Regions from separate parts of the Homo sapiens genome. Here region 1 is linked to region 2. The links are chromatin contacts, found by Hi-C or POLR2A ChIA-PET in ENCODE. All regions are on one chromosome and are shown on one strand. The core of a region is the stretch at or near the end of the contact, and the rest is flanking DNA. Distances in the headings are between cores, read along the strand shown. Region 1 overlaps UST (uronyl 2-sulfotransferase). Region 2 holds the start of UST-AS2 (UST antisense RNA 2).

The links. A loop is a pair of places that touch in the nucleus more often than their neighbours do. ChIA-PET counts read pairs that join two places held with the same protein, here RNA polymerase II (POLR2A). Pooled maps may share reads with other maps.
Region 1: a loop to region 2 is called in a map with no recorded cell type, with 12 times the contacts of the local background. The contact joins the enhancer-like site here to the promoter of UST-AS2 in region 2. A Hi-C loop is called at or near these places in 18 of 37 single-sample maps with no recorded cell type and 13 of 50 pooled maps. POLR2A ChIA-PET finds 5 or more read pairs at or near these places in 1 of 52 experiments (PC-3).

What each region holds. Positions count from the first base shown.
Region 1 is chr6:148,757,534-148,763,215 of GRCh38, forward strand. The region is part of intron 1 of UST (uronyl 2-sulfotransferase); the gene reads left to right. It overlaps LOC107986659 (a long non-coding RNA gene), which reads right to left. Exons shown (of 2, transcript XR_001744408.2): 1 at 3,299-5,682; 2 at 371-2,446. Among named protein-coding and RNA genes, the nearest start is that of UST, 13 kb to the left of the region's middle. RefSeq lists enhancers at 3,185-3,935, 4,189-4,328. Within about 2 kb of position 4,103, at least 32 of the 41 ENCODE cell types and tissues checked have a DNase peak (open chromatin) inside an H3K27ac peak, as active enhancers do.
Region 2 is chr6:149,030,657-149,035,701 of GRCh38, forward strand. It overlaps UST-AS2 (UST antisense RNA 2), which reads right to left and starts at 2,005. Exons shown (of 2, transcript NR_134599.1): 1 at 1,869-2,005. All of the region lies in intron 7 of UST (uronyl 2-sulfotransferase), which reads left to right. RefSeq lists an enhancer at 2,409-2,598.

The DNA.
Region 1 (5,682 bases), core at 2,853-5,352, 270 kb before region 2:
TACTGTAAAATTAGGTCTCAATCCACCAACCCATTTACACTTGTTTGGTGAAAGATACTATAATAACCTTAAGTCATGGCTTTGATTAGGCAATTCTTAGTTAATTCATTAATAGATGATTTAAATAACCTATTACCTTTAACTGTACTGCATTTCTGGAAACACCATTGCTGTTTTTTAGTTCAAGGAGTACAATTTTCATAATCTTGATGAAAGAAAAATGAGAATATTCTGAGACATATGAATTCCTTTGTTCAGTCATTCAACAAATATTCATGGAAGGCCTTCTTTGGGGCAGAAGCATCAGGCAGTAGGAAGGATATAGGTTTTGGAGCAGAGCTCCGGGTGTGAAGCACTGTGTTACCATTTATTAGCTGGGACAGCTTGAATAATTTTATTAACTTCTCTGAACCTCTGATGTTTTGATGTATACAATAGGATTAATAATTGCTGTTTTACAGGATACTTCTCTAACCCAAGGCCTGACATTTAAGTTCAACAATTGCCAATTTTCTCAGCTTGTTCTTTGCTTCCCTTTAACTCCCTCTTCATTTAGCACACATACACATATGAGTGTACACACACACTCATATCAGAACACAGCTGGGGGAGTATACAGATTCACTGATAACCTGACTTCCAATTGAAAGAAGCAATCAAACCTAGAAATACACAATTACTTCACTAGTATTTGGCAAGGGCTCTTCAACACCTGACAAGTTCCGGTAATTCATCCATCCCACTAATTACATATATGTACCCCTTCCTGCTTCTTCTCTTCTGCTTCCTGGAGATAGTCTTTAAATGACACATTTTTTGCACAGCCTGATTTCCTCTGTTTTGAATTTATCCACACTACTTTTTTTGTTCCTGCATTCACAAAATAAAAATAGCTGTGTGGAGGGAGTATGCTGGCGCTTACTCTCTGGGATAGCCAGCTGTTCTAGGATTGCACTAGTGATCCATAAGATACATCCTTTCAGAAATAATCACAATGCCAGGCATACACTGTGCCTGCTCCCAGAACTTCCCCCATTCATGACGAAACTACCACGTCCAGTAGTACGCCCACTTTCTTTTCTCAGTTCCCACTTCCCTCTCATTGACAGTCAGAGCAAGAGCAGTGAACCGCAGAAGCAGATCTTGTGTCTTCACTTGCTTGTTTCCCAAGCTCAGCCTCTCTGTGTTGCCTTGCTCTGTTAGCCTCCAGTAGGTGTTGCGGCAAGTGAGAGCCATACCATCTGGCATGGCCAATCACCCAGTTCCTTGAGCAGTTGAAGGCAAATGCTGATTTTACATTATTTCGTAGAAAGTTGTATTTTGTTTGGGGACCTTAAAAACCCTGACCTTGTCATCCAGCACAGAGCTTCCTGCTTTAACACAAAGGCTGTTTGACATGAATGCCTTCCCATTGGATAAACAGAACCGTCAGGCAGAGCCATGCGGCTGGATGGAGGGGGCACTAGGCCTGGGTGTGCAGGGTGACCCGACAATAAGTCAGTTGTCGGTGTTAAGTCATGTGAGCCTCCAAGGCTTCAGTGTCTTCATCTCTACAATGAAGGAGTTTCATTAGATCCATGATTCTCAGCTGTTTCCGTTCCTTAGGACCCTCATCCATAGCAGTGTTTCCATAGGGTCTTGACTGTCCCTATGGGAATACATCTCAGTGGCCAGGAGAGGGAGAAAGGGCATGGCATTGGAAGTCCTTTTAAAAAAGTCCCTGAGCTCACGCCTGTAATCCCAGCACTTTGGGAGGCCGAGGTGGGTGGATCACGAGGTCAGGAGATCGAGACCATCCTGGCTAACATGGTGAAACCCCGTCTCTACTAAAAAATACAAAAAAATTAGCCGGGCGTGGTCGCGGGCGCCTGTAGTCCCAGCTACTAGGGAGGCTGAGGCAGGAGAATGTCATGAACCCAGGAGGCGGAGCTTGCAGTGAGCCGAGATCGCACCACTGCACTCCAGCCCGGGCGACAGAGCGAGACTCCATCCCAAAATAAATAAATAAATAAAAATAAAAAAATAAAAGAATGCGGCGTACGCGGTGGTTCACGCCTGTAATCCCAGCTCCCTGGGAGGCCGAGGCGGACGGATCACAAGGTGAGGAGATCGAGACCGTCCTGGCTAACACGGTGAAACCCCGTCTGTACTAAAAATACAAAAAATTAGCCGGGCATGGTGGTGGGCGCTTGTAGCCCCAGCTACTCGGGAGGCTGAGGCAGGAGAATGGTGTGAACCCGGGAGGTGGAGCTTGCAGTGAGACAAGATCGCACCACTGTACTCCAGCCTGGGCGACAGAGCGAGACTCTGTCTCAAAAAAAAAAAAAAAAAAAAAAAAGTCCCTGAGGTAATTTTTCTGTGCACTCCCAGGGGAGAGTGTTTCTTTTCTCTTGAGAATCACTGAAGTAGATCGTTCTAAGATCTCTGCTGTTCTTCAAATCATGTGCTGAAAGAGACAAGAGGTCATATAATTGTAGCAACTGAAACAAATATAAGGCTATTTTCTTTGGACCCAAACACTTATTTTAAAAATTGCAGAAGTCAAGTGACCAAGGCAAGTAGAATACACAAAAACATTTTAGGCCATCGTTGTCATTTTCTGAGTCTTAATCATAGTTAAATTTTTTCTAAAATTAAAATCAGCAGTGCGTTTCCTCCACCTCCGCCAGAACTTGCTCTAGAAATTAGGGGAAGCAGAATGTCCCCAGGAAGTCCTAAGAGAGAAGAAGCAGAGTAAGACATGGGTTTCCAGAGTTTAGAGTCTCACTATGTGATAGGTGAAAGCTGTGTTGTTGATGAGGATTTGCACAGCCTCCTCCCGGTTGCCTGCTACTGACCATCCCATTTCACTGTGGGCAGCTCCAGTGGGTAAGAGGGTTCTTCACAGTGTGGTGAGCTACTCCTTTCTAGCCTCCATCCATTTTTTGCTGTTCTTCTGGAAGCTATATAGGCTTGTCTATTGGACTTTATAGTCTTCAAATAATTGAAGATACTAAAATGACTATTATGTCTACCCTGCTCTGCTACACACATAAATCTTGTCCAGACAAATAGGTCTGTTTACCAGTACTTTCTCATCAGAAGTCATTTGAAGACACAGAAAGTAAAAACCACAAAGAAAAAAAAAACTATATTAAAGTGAAAGCTCAACAGTAACACCCCATAACCATAGCAAAACAAAACAAAACAAAACAAAACAAAACAAAAAAAAACCACAAACATCTCCCCAGGAAATAGAACTAATATGCAGGTCTTTAAAAGTTCAGTTTATCAATGAGAAAAAGATAAACCAACTCACGAGATAAATGGGCAGAGTACAGGAGCAGTCACAGAAGAGGAGACACGGCTGGCCAGTAAGCACAAAGAGAAATGAAATGGTTTTGATTCCCTTACACATCTTAGCCCCCTTCCTCTGTCTACATGGCCCGTAAAAGCCACAGAACTGAACAGTTTTCCAGTTCCCTCAGTGAGCCTGCTTTGTGCAGTGGTATGTTACTGTCAGAAGGGATCCTCTTCGAAGCTGTGGTATTTGAGAATGACTGCTCCTCCCACCGCTTTTCTGAGGGTGTTAGCAGGAGTGCAACAGAGCCTTACTTCAAGGCCCCCAGCGGGCTGGCTGGAACCCTGCTTCAGCTCCTCCAAGCACGTGCGGCCAAGTTCTGGGAGCCACGTCGATGTGGGTTGATGGGTCCCCTGAGACGCCCTCTCTGCTCAGAACACAGCCAGTAAGCCATGGGCAGATCACAACAAACAGCACCCTGCCTTCTGCTCCGCCTCCCTCCATCTACCACACTGCCAAGTTCCTAAGAAGCTTAGGGGAGAAGGAACTGCTGTGGTGCTTAGAATGCAGTGTCTTGCCTGAAAGTATTTTCTCAGTCTTTGAGAAAACAGTGGAACTGACTCATCTGGTCAGAGCTTTACAGAAATGTGATTGCAGATCTCTTGCAATTTCATTCTGCTTTAGTGTCAGAATTCATCCGACAACGTGCCAAAAAAAAAAAAAGTGTGTAAAATCACATACAGATTTAGATACTTCAAGAGGAAGTTATTTTTACCACAGTGGGGAAGAAACCAGAAAGTGCCGATTGGTGGAGAATGCCCGGCAGGGCTGAGGAAGGAGGGTGGGCACCTGAGCAACCTGGGCCTGGCCACACTCACCCCTGCAGCCTTGCCAGCCTGGCCCGGGGATTGTGGTGTGGTCACCTCTTAGCAGGTGGAGGGAGGAGTTCCTGTGTGGAAGATCTGCTTGAAGGAGGAAATGTTGATATAACCCCCGAGTGTGGAGCCAACTTCAGCAGTGCGGGGTTAACATGGGTTACTCTTGAAAATGTGTTGCGTGCTCTCCCAACAGTCCATAGAAGCAGCTCTCTAACAGCTGCATGGGACACAAAAGTAAAAATGGAGAAACGATTCCAGAAAACCACATAAATATAAAAACCAAATGGCGCAGTGTCTTTATTTTGTTTTGGCAGATAACAGGATTGAGGCCACCTTGTTTTCTTTGCTCATGCATTTCCCAACTCAAAAGGCTGTTCTTGTTTGCTTGTAGAGCAGAGATCCAAGGCCTGAGAGACCCTGAAATGTTTGTAGTTATATTCTTCATTCGTGCTGCGAGATAAAGAGTTTTCCCAGAAACTAAAGGGAGGGAACAGGAAATATTTGTTAAGATCCATAACCTCTGGCTTTTGTCTCCTCTTTTCACCTGGGCAAAGGATATCAGTGATAATATTTTGGGTCTCATAAGATGATGAATTGTTCAAATGTATTTGGAGAATACTTTATTCAAGCATCTTTGTCTTTCTTTCCTATTCCTTGTGGCTGAAGAGAGGCATGTGCTTTTTATGCAAGGGTCTTGAAATGTATGCAGTTACCATGGTGGCACTCTGTCTCTGACCCAAACTCTGTCATAGAGTGTATGTTTAGCCATGTTTTCAGGGGTGCTTCCTAGCGTGGTCAGGAGAAACTGCTAGAGCTGAATTTGGTTGCTGGGCAGGCTTCTATCTTTTTTTTTTTTTTTTAATAGATGCAGGGAGTATAAGTGCATGCTTTTTACATGGGTATATTGCATAATGGTGAGGTTTGGGTTCCTAGTGTACCCATTACCCAAATAGTGAACACTGTACACAAAAGGTAATTTTTCAATCATCAAGCCTTTTCTCCCTCCCTGCTTTTGAGAGTCCCCATTGTCTGTTATTTCCCTCTGTATGTCCATGTGTACCCATTGTTTAGCTCTCACTTCTAAGTGAGAATGTGTGGTATTTGAGTTTTTGTTTCTGAGTTACTTCACTTAGGACAATGGTCTTCAGCTCCATTCCTGTTGCTGCAAAAGACATCTGTATATAGACCACATTTTCTTTATCCAGTCATCTGTTGATGGACAGTTAGTTTCATTCCCTGACTTTGCTGTTGTGAATAGTGCTATGATAAACATACAAGGGCAGGTGTTTATTTGATAGAATGATTCTTTTCCTTCCCGTAGATACCCAGTAGTGGGATTGCTGGGTCGAATGGTAGTTCGATTTTTAGTTCTTTGAGAAATCTCCATACTGTTTTCCACAGAGGTTGTACTAATTTACATTCCCACTAACAGTGTGTACATGTTCCCATTTCTCCCCATCCTTGCCAACATCTGTTGTTTTTTGACTTTTTAATACTAGTCATTCTGACTGGTGTGAGATGGTA
Region 2 (5,045 bases), core at 755-3,254:
AGATTTTTTTTTTCAGCAGCCATGTCCCAGGCTCAGATCCTAATAATGTCAGCACTGGATCTTGTGTGTGTGTTACCTTAACACACACACAAGATGTGTTATCTTAAGCCAGTGTGTTATCTTAAGCCAGTACGAGGCAATACACACAGAAAAAAATAATTTTGAGAATAGATCTGTTTGACAACACCTGACGTCTTTCCAGTGGGGGTTGCGGGGACGTAGGGAATAGCAGTGCAAGGTCTTTAAGATAGTGTCTAAAAATCTAAGCTGGGCTGGGCATGCTGGCTCATGCCTGTAATCTCAACATTTTGTTAAGCCAAGGCAGGTGGATCACAAGGTCAGGAGTTCGAGACCAGCCTGGCCAACATGGTGAAACCCCATCTCTACTAAAAATACAAAAATTAGCCAGGCATGGCAACACATGCCTGTAATCCCAGCTACTCAGGAGGCTGAGGCAGGAGAATTGCCTGAACCCGGAAGGTGGAGGTTGCAGTGAGCTGAGATCGAGCCATTGCACTCTAGCCTGGGCCACAGAGCAAGACTCATCTCAAAAAAAAAAAAAAAAAAGTCTAAGCTGAAGGCATATAACTGGTTCAGCTGTAGCTACTGGGCAAATAGTTCATTAAAAATGAACACATAATGTAAACCCCTTTAACTTCTAAACACTTGTGATTTTTTTTAGTGAACATTTTTCTGAGGGGAACTGTATAACCACAGGCTGATAACATCATTCAGTTTACAGAAACATCACCAATTCACAAGAATTCAGCCTCTAGGCTTGTTTAATTTACTTTATGAAAGCTTAAATTGCAGCATAATATATGTGCGTTTGGCCTATTTCAACTATTACTCTTTGTTTTATTGGAAAACATGTTTTACTCTTGCTTACTGATTTGTTCTTGCGTTGGGATCATCTCTCCTCCAGGAGAAAGCATTTCCAATTTTATTATGAAAGATTAACAGGAAAATAGAACTTCCTTCACAGACATTGATGTTCTAGGAATAACTTTACAAAAATATTTCTCTTCTCTGAAAACTAATATTTAAATAGGTGTAATCTGAAACTACCAGAAAAATTCAACAAACACCTCCAGCAAATAAATAGCTGAGTGTCTGTGATGTCCCTTTCCTGGGGAAGGGCAGTATAAAGATGAAAATCTTGTCTAGCTGGAAGGCCGTCACTAACAGGGCTGGGGCGCATAACCCTGTGGAGACATTTGTGCCCGGCCTTAAAGGGTGCGTAGGAGTTTGCCAAGTGGACGTGGAAGGAGGCATTTTAATAAGAGGAAAATAACATGATTGGAAGCGTGGAGGTGAGAAAGCATAGAAGCACTCAGAGTGAGGAGAGCTGGGGCTTGGGCCAGCCCACGTCAGCCCCTGCCTGCGGACCCAGCCTCTTGGAGCCAGGCTCACTCACCCTGCCTTTAAGACGGCCCTACCAGAGGCAGGAGAAGGATCCGCAGCCTCAGCTTTCTGTGGCGCAACCTGGCACTGAGTCACTCATACCAATCTCAGCGCCAGTGGCCAAGCCGCTGCTGCCGGAGGGCCTGTGTCACCCTCCCCCCGTTTCCCTGCCCTCTTCCCATCCTACCACCACCCAAGCTCCCTGGCTTCCTAACAGTGTGGCAGGGATCCTCCCAGGCCCCCATCCTCCTCCAGCCTGAGTTCTTCCTCCCTGCTGTCTTCCCAGTCTTCCCCACTAAGATCCCACCACCCTTCAGACCCGGGCTCACACCAGCTCCTGCTGGCCCCATGTGCCTCGCACCGAATACAGGAGGTCGCACACTGCATCCCCAGACACCAAGTACTGCCCTGCTTGACCACCTATGTTCCCCTGGGCCCACCAGCATGGACTCTCCTTCTGTTACCAGTCACTGCCTGATCCAGGCATGAGCTGCCTGTGTCCCCCGACATCATCCTCCTGGCACCATCCTCTGCTCTTCCTGGCCTTCTTCACTGGGAGCCTTCGGGATCATCCCTCCAGATCAAGTTCTTCCAGCCCCACCTCCCTCCCACCCTGTGCACCCAGGGAAATTCATCTCTTCTGGGTCCCAACCTTGGCCTCGGGAGAGCCCCAGATGCCCCCCTCTGTGTCTACCCCAGTTACTCAGTGTGGTCAGACTTGGGGGTTGTACAGTTTTCTGTCTCATGATTCATTTCCCCAGGCAAAAAGCTGGCTAATAATATCTGGGTGTGCGGGGGAGGTACCAGTGTGTTTCTGTGTTTGGAGGTGAATTTTTTTCTACTTTAGAATTTAATCACTTCTACTTTGAGCAGTTTTTAGCTGAGCTGACAGTAATATGCTCTGCATTGAGTATTTGTAGGGGGTGGAATTAGTCACCACAAATTTCAATTTTTGGACTTTCCTGATAACGCCACAAAGCTGAAAGGCTTCTAAAGCTTGAGCAAAGATTGGAAACTTGACCCCAGGGGTTGATGGTTGATCTTTATAAAAACGACCTTGTGGTCAGTTTGTTCTTTTATGCTTAAATTGTCAAGGTCCCTGTCCACCCCAGGAATTAATGTGGTGATGTGGAAAGAGCACTAGACAAAGGATTTCAAAACTGTCTTTGGGCCCTTGGCTCGTGGCCTTAGCTCTCTGACATTCTTTGCTTATAAAATGTACCCCCTGCCGGGGCGAAGTACAATCCTTACCCATTTTGCATGACTCAACATTTTATAATGGAAGCTTCTATTTTTGTCTGGCTAAATCTTTTTCAAATAAAAATATTTCTTGGTCTGTATATTTTTCATGTCTCAGACATTTTTATCAATACATAATGTCCTAGCTTTTCACATCTTGCAAATGGCACAGAATTGTGAAAGAATACAGCAAAAAGCTAGAAATATACCTGTGTATATAACATTGCTGGGGATTTTTATGTGTGGTTTCTTGTGGGTTCTAGTAAGCACGTTCATTTCATTACCTACAAACGCATAGAAAAATCCAACATAATCCCACACTGATGAGAAGAAGAGAGGGTTGTTTGTCAGGTGGGGTAGTTTCACTTGACTTGAAGGTCTCACCCCGCCCCTCGTCTTTACCATAGCATACGCTTCTAGATGCTTCTGCTGCATTGTCAACCAGACTCTACCAGAACTGTTTTTCAAAACATGTGTTCCTAGGATTTTACCTCCCTGCATTTTTTGCTATATCTATTAAGTAATGCATGTATATAATTAAAAATCAAATAGTCCTATAAGATGTATAATGAAAACCAGCAGTTTCCTATTCCAACCCTCCCAAAGATGAAGTCTGATGTTGCAGAGCCAATCACTTTCAGCGCAGCTAGATGTTTCTTCGGATAATCACCGCGCTATCTGTAACTAGTATGCACAGGCTGCTGTTTCTTGATTTACTGGGGTCATGATCTCATTCTCTTATTCCATTACCTTTACTTCTACTTCCTTGCTCCTCTCCATCTTCCTAAGATGGTCATACCCACATTTGAGATGCATGGTCCTGCTGACGTTGCTGTGACTATATACATTTTGTTGGCTGCTGATCAGAGTAGTACATCATGATTTTGTTTCATTTCTTGCACAACTTAATTGTTTTTCCTGGAATTATTTATTGCCTTCATTTATTTGCCTAGATTTATTTGTACCTATCAAAAATTTCGTATGTGCCAAAATTTTCGTATGTGCCATTAGATCTGCCGCATTCAGTATTACTTTTGGTATTATTTAAATATTAATTACCAGATAAGTATGTCAGTTCCATCCCAACCTGCCCTCCCTTCCCGCAGAGGCCCTCTCCTCTTTCCACCCAGAGCTCTTTAAGCTCCATCGCAGCCTGCCCTCCCTTCCCCCAGAGGCCCTCTCCTCTTTCCACCCAGAGCTCTTTAAGCTCTATCCCAGCCTGCCCTCCCTTCCCCCAGAGGCCCTCTCCTCTTTCCACCAAGAAAGCTCCTGCTCCTAGTATATCTGGGTTCATTACTCTAAACACAGCTTTACTGCAGCTTCCCTTTACTATGTTTCTCAGTTGGGTCCAGTTTTCTTAATCTCGGGGATGCTATTTCTTGATTTAATAACTCATTTTACTTCAAGATGTTCCTAAGTTGCCTCCTCATGAAAGGTGCATGGGAGGGAAATTTTTTTTGAGTCATTGAAGGTCTGAAAAGCTCAGTATTCTACTCTAACTTGATGGCTAGTTTGGTTCTCATATTCATGCTCATTCTCTCTCTCTCTCTCTCTCTCTCTCTCTCTCTCTCTCTCTCTCTCTCTCTCTCTCTCTCTCCTTGGATTGTCTCTTTATTCCTTTTATGAAATTTTACAATATGACTCGGTATGTGTGCTAAATATTTAGTGGATACTTTCAGGCTTAAAACTCCTGTCTTCTATTTCTGGGAATTCTTAACATTTTGTTTCTTTGATGATTTTACCACCATGTTCTGCTTCTTTTCTGGAATGCTTTTAGTGGTCAGATACTTGAACCTCTAGATTCATCCTTTCTATGCGCTTCGCTGTTTTTTCCTCCCTCAATTGCCATCTTTTGAACATTTTTTCTCTGGAAGAGTTCCTCAATTTGTATTCCAGCCACTCTGTTGAATCTTCTCTTTTTCAGCCTTTCTTTCTTCTTTTTATATAACATCTTGTTCTTGTTAGTGAATGGATGCAATATTACCTTAAAAGTCTAAAAATTATAGACATTGGTTTAAGCGTTTTCATTTATTCCCCGCTTTATCTCTATTTGCTCCAGATTCCTTTGTACTGTTTTGGTTGGTTTGGGCTCTCTTTTTCAGTCTGAAGGCTTTCCTCTGGTGACACTTGTCTGTCTTTCGTTTTAAGAGTGAGGCACTAAAGAGCTAATTGCAGCCGGACATGGTGGCTCACACCTGGAATCCCAGCACTTTGGGAAGCCAAGGTGGGTGGATCTCTTGAGCTCAGGAGTTCAAGACCAGCCTGGACAACATGGTGAAACCTGTCTCTACAAAAAAAAAATACAAAAATTAGCTGGGTGTGGGGGTGTACAGTCATAGTCCCAGCTATTTGAGAGGCTGAGGTGGGAGGATCGCTTGAGCCCCAGAGGCAGAGGTTGCAGG